Linked DNA regions of Homo sapiens: region 2 is linked to region 1. The links are chromatin loops, found by intact Hi-C in ENCODE. Cell type or tissue: transverse colon. All regions are shown on one strand. Each heading gives the region's core, and the rest is flanking DNA. Links, peaks and the distances in the headings are about the cores only.

Region 1 (2,926 bases), core at 209-2,708:
TAGAAATCTGTCGCCAGATATAAGTGGTGCATCCAGAATTAGGCATGAGTGGAGCTGTGGGGTGCATGAAGCTTCATGATTAGGTGGTCAGGCTGCCATGTCCATCCCTCTTGCATCAGGCCTCCTCCTTCCACTCATATCTCTAGGCCACCTGCAGGGACATCCCTAGGACCAGGTAATGGGAAAGCAGAATCTGAGCTACCTAAGTTCAAGAATGGGTCACCTTGGCACGTGGAAGAAAATGGACCAACCTGAATGGAGCAGGGAGGTGCACACGGACACAGGGCATCTATCTGGATCGTGGAGACCCCTCTGCTGGGGTTGGAGGACTCAGTATGGGGAGCAGGAAGAGCTCTGGCCAGAAAGGCAGATTGGGGCTGGGACTGGGCCAGGCAGAGACAGGCAGCAGGCCTCTGTTGAGGGCCTTCTGTTGGAGGGCCCATGTCGGGCGCTCTGCTTGTGTGATTTCCTGCGTCTTTGTGGACTTCACTCTCTTGTCATTAATTCCATGTGTAATCACTGCCTCAACACGTGTCTACCCTGGTGGGAAATGAGCTTCAAGAGCCCAGGGGAGCTTGTCAGTTTTGTTCATCAATATCTCTCCTGCCCTTCCGGCCTAGAACAGGGCCTAAAATGTAGCTACATTCAGTAAACACTGAATGATCGAAGAAAAAAGTGATTTCATTTAGCAGACATGCTCCCAAGCATAAAGTTTATTGGAGGAGCTACTCAAAAGCATCTTTTGGGAAGATAGGGTGTGAGATTGAGGGCCGGAGGCTTGGAAAGAGAATAAACGTGGCATCCAGTTAGAGACAAGGGAGTTGGCCACAGAGAGGCCCTAAGAATCTAGTCTGTGGACCGGTTTTCATTGACCCTGTGCTTCAAAACCTGTTAGCACTCACTAGCTGTGTGTCCTGGGCAAGTTACTGTACCTCTCTGTGCCTCAGTTACTTCATACCTACCTTACAGGGCCATTGAAAAGTTTAAAGAACCGAATGTGTGTCTGACTCATAGAAAGCAATCAGTAAACAATAAAGTATTGTTCTTGCAAAGACTGGGACTGGAATGATATGAAATGGAAGGAAGAGATGGAGTTGAAGGACACTGTGAACAAAGAATATGTCGCATTCAATGGCTTGTTGGAAACAGGGTGGGCGCTTCTGCTCTTCCACGCGCCCTTGATTGGAAGCTGCTGTTCGCAAGGCACAGACGGCTCTGAGCTCCAGACACCGATGACAGAGGCAGGCACAGAAGTCAGACAACACACGAAAAGAAGAAGGGCAGAATCGCCCAGCGACTCCATAATCAGCTTATGTCGTGGAATTTGATGTGAGCACGTTAGGAATGTCACATACGACTACGTGGGTTTTTCAGCCTATTTTTCCTGAATGCGGATTTTGTTGGCAACTGAATGTGTGCTAACACCCTAAGATTTAGTTGCATTTTGGTTAAGAAGTCCAGAAGACTTTGGACTTGGCTTTGAAAAACCGAAAGTGAATTGAATTTGCATTATTTAAGGGGCTTATTCAGATGAACACTGCTATCTCTTCAGATGTAAAAATTCCAAGACTCAAGAGTTGATATTTCAGCAGCAACAATGACATCTAGGGGCTGGTTGCTACAGGTTTAATCTTAGCTATATATGGTCTACATTTTGAAAACGAAGAGTGCTAACATGTTGATGCAATCCAGAATGTCTGCTTGGACTGTGTGAACTTGGTTGGTGGCCAGGGCAACGCTGATGGATCAAAGAAAAGAAAAAGCTGAAAGTGGCTTATGCTGTCATCTAAGAAAATTACTTTGCTTCTGAAATTGCAACACCTCTCAGTTTGCTTGATATACTCATTTTCCCCCTGACCTTTTAACCAGGGATGTGGCATCCTTCTCAGCTTTCCTGTTTAATCCAGGTCCACTCTTCCCATGAGTGACAGAACCAACTTTCCTGCACGGAGAGGGGCTGGGGCCTCAGGTTCTAGCCGCTTTTGGTTTTTCCCATCCTTTGAAGAGCCGGTGGAGCAAGTCTTTGGCGGTTCATTTCATCTCTCCCCTATGGTTGTTTGTTTTGTTTTGTTTTTTTGACACAGGGTCTCTCTCTGTGGCCCAGGCTGGAATGCAATGGCCTGATCCTACCTACTGACTCCTAGCTGAGCCTCCAACTCCTGGACTCAAGTGACCCTCCCACCTCAGCCTCCAGAGTAGCCAGGACTACAGGTGCATGCTACTGCACCTGGCTAATTAATTTTTTTTTTTTTTGGTAGAGATGGGGGTCTTGCTATGTTGCCCACCCTGGTCTCAAACTCCTGATTTCAAGCACTCCTTCTGACTCGGTCTCCCAAAGTGCTGGGATTACAGGTATGAGCCACCATGCCTGGCTCCCTTATATTTTTATCAGATTCTTTCATTTCATTTTTATTTTTTTTGAGACAGAATCTTGCTCCGTTGCCCAGGCTGGAGTGCAGTGGCATGATCTCAGCTCACTGCAACCTTTGCCTCCTGGGTTCAAGTGATTCTTCTGCTTCAGCCTCCTAAGTAGCTGGGAATAACAGGGCCTGTCACCATGCCCGGCTGATTTTTATATTAGTGGAGACAGGCTTTTACAATGTTGGCCAGTCTTGAACTCCTAACCTCAGGTGATCTGCCCTCCTTGGCCTCTCAAATTGTTGGGATTACAGGCATGAGCCACTGAGCTCAGCCGAATCAGATTCTTTTAAATGGAGACTAAATACATCTCTTGCCTTCATGGCTTTGACCATCAGTCTCAGAGGCAGCCTTTGGTCTGTTGTCAGTAAGTCAGTCAACTAACAGTGTTGATTAAGCTCCTCTGAGTACAGTCGTGTGTGTGTGGGTGGGGAAGGGTGTGTGTGTGTGTGTGTGTGTGTGTGTGTGTGTGTTCCACTGGTGCTTAGATGGGAATGAGGGTAACTTG
Region 2 (2,926 bases), core at 324-2,823, 58 kb after region 1:
AGCCACTGCACCCGGCCTCTGTTGATTATTTCTTTTGCTGTGCAGACGCTCTTTAGTTTAATGGAGGACCAACTGTCAATTTTTGGTTCTGTTGCATTTGCTTTTGAGGGCTTAGTCATAAATTCTTTACTTAGGCCAATGTCCAGAAGAGTTTTTTTCTAGATTTTCTTCTAGGATTTTTATAGTTTGAGGTCTTACATTTAAGTTTTTAATCCAACTTGAGTTAATTTTTGTGATGGGTTCAATAGAAGCCCAACATTACACAATACACCCTGGTAATAGACCTGCATATGTATCCCTTGAATACATAAAAAAAGATATGGAAATTTCCCTCACCCCAGAAAGTTCCCTTGTGCCCCATTCCAGCAAATTCCCACCACCCATAGTGGATCTGATTTCTATCATGATAGATTGCTTTGATCTGTCTTGAACTTCAAATAAATAAAATCACATAACGTGTACCCTTTTGTGCCTGGCAGGTTTCATTCAGCATACGGTTTCTGAGGTTCATCCATGTTATTGTACATATCAACTGAGTAGTATTCCATTGCATGAATACACCACAGTTTGTTTATCCATTCTTCTGTTGATGAACATTTGGGGTTGTATCCAGCTGTATGGCTGTTACGACAAAAGCTGCTATGAACATTTGTGGACAAGTTTTGTGTGAACATACATTTTCACTTCTCTTGGGAGAATATCTGAAAGTGGAATTGCTGGGTCATAGAGTAAGTGTATGTTTAAATTTCCAGGAAACTGCTAGTTTTCCTAATTGGTTGTTCCATTTTAATCCCCATTAGCAATGTATGAGAGTTCCAGTTGTTTCACATTCTGGCCAACATTTGGTATTCTCAGTCTTTTTAATTTTAGCCATCCTAGTGGTTGTGAAGTACTATCTCATTGTAATTTTAATTTGTATTTCTTAGAGGATTAATGATGTTGAGCACCTTTCATGTGCTTTTTGGCCATTTAAACATCTTTTCTGGAAAAGTCTGCTCAAATCTTTTATTTTTGATTTATTTAAGTTCTTTATGTATTTTGGATACAAGTGCTTTGTCAGATACACAAATTGTGAATATTTTTCCCCAGTCTGTGGCTTGTCTTCCCATTTTCTTAACAGCAATTTTTGATGAGTAGAAATTCTTAACTTTCACGAGGTTCAATTTGTTAATCATTTTTTCTTGTAAAGTGAGTGCCTTTTGTATTTTCTCTAAGAGATGTTTGTCTACCAGAGGTCATGGAATTATTCTCCGATTATATTATTACAGTATTACTATAATATTGTAAATATTATAGTATTTATAAAACTATACTTTTTTGAGACAGGGTCTCTTACACTGTTGCCCAGGCTGGAGTGCAGTGGTGCAATCATAGCTCATTGCAGCCTTGAACTCTTGGGCTCAAGTGATCCACCCATCTCAGCCTCCCAGTGTGCTGAGACTACAGGTATACGCCACTATGCTCAGCTAATATTTTAATTTTTTTTTGTAGAAACAGGGTCTTGCTGTGGCTGGTCTTGAACTTTTGGGCTCAAGTGATTCTTCTGCCCCAGCCTCCCAAAGTGCTGGAATTACAGGTGTGAGCCACAGCACCTGGCAGTATTAGCTTTTATATTTATGCTTATAGTCTGTTTCAATTTGATTTTTTTGTGTATAGTGTGAAGTAGGGGTTGAGGTTCACTTTACCCCATATATTTATTCAGTTCTTTCAGCACTATTTGTTGAAATGCTTTATTTTGCTCATTGAATGACCTTGGTGTCATTGATGAAAATCAGTACCTATGGGTCTATTCTGTTCCATTGATTTATTCATCTATTCTAATGCTAATACCTTATTGTCTTCATTACTCTAGTTTAGTAATTAGATAGTATTAGTCTTCCAACATTGTTCTTATTTTTCAATTATTTCAACGTTGGCTATTACAGATTCTTTTCATTTCAGTAATGAATTTAGTCTGTGGATTTTGATTGGGATTGCATTGAAGTTATATATTGTTGTTGAGCCTTTTGTACTGAGTCCTCCAGTACTAGAAGTCAACCAATATTGAGTCTTCCAATTCATAAACATGGTACACCTTTCCATTGACCTTTACTTCTTTAATTTCTCTTGTTAATGTTTTCAAAGATCTTGTACTTACTTTGTTCATGTATTTTTAAGCATTTTATATTTTTAATGCAAAAATGTAAAATATAACTGAAATTATTTAAACTTCATTTCCAATTGTTTGCTGATGCCAGTATATAGAAATACTATTTATTTTTGTATACTGAGTTACCTTGCAACCTTGCTAAGTTTACTGATGTTCTAGCAATTTTTCTGTAGATTCCTTAGGGTCTTCTGTATAAACCACTATACTATCTGTAAATGAATACAGTTTTACTTCTTTTTTGATCTTGGCTTTTTTCTTTCTTAATGCACTGGCTAGTATCTCCAGGACAATGTTGAATAGACATGGTAGGAGAGAATTTCTTTGTCTTGTTTCCAATGTTTAGGGGAACATATTTAGTATTTTACCCTTAAGCATAATGTTGGTTGTAGATTTATCAGAAGTCCTTTATCAGATTGATGAAGTTCCTTTGTTTTTCTAGTTAAAATTTATTTCTTCTACAAAGGGATATTGATTCTTGATAGTTCTTTTTTTTGTATTTAGTCAGATTATTTTTTCTTTCCCTTTTTCTGTTAATATTGTGCATTACACTGATTTATATATGACTGTTGAAAAAACCTGAAATTCTGTGAAAAGCTCTAATTGGTCATGATGTATTATTCTCTTTTTATATTACAGAATTTTATTTCTAATATTTTGTGACAATTTTTGTGGCTGTGTTTATAAAGAATATTGGCTGGTAATTTTCCTTTCTTGTAATTTCTTTGTAAGGTTTGGAATCAGTATTCTCCTATCCTTACAAAACTTGTGAAGGAATGT

Evidence for each region. Peaks named below come from ENCODE experiments on the same cell type or tissue, not always from the same donor. Only the 100,000 strongest peaks of a DNase experiment are listed, where the experiment ranks them.
Region 2: a loop joins it to region 1, with 16 times the contacts of the local background. A loop is called at or near these places in 4 of 110 quality-filtered maps.

Annotation. Positions count from the first base shown.
Region 1 is chr19:32,335,660-32,338,585 of GRCh38, reverse strand. No RefSeq gene overlaps it. Among named protein-coding and RNA genes, the nearest start is that of ZNF507, 8.5 kb to the left of the region's middle. In transverse colon, for the core only: no CTCF peak of the experiment used is centred there; no DNase peak of the experiment used is centred there; H3K4me3 peaks cover 396 bases; H3K27ac peaks cover 1,446 bases; H3K27me3 peaks cover 407 bases.
Region 2 is chr19:32,277,761-32,280,686 of GRCh38, reverse strand. No RefSeq gene overlaps it. Among named protein-coding and RNA genes, the nearest start is that of ZNF507, 66 kb to the left of the region's middle. In transverse colon, for the core only: no CTCF peak of the experiment used is centred there; no DNase peak of the experiment used is centred there.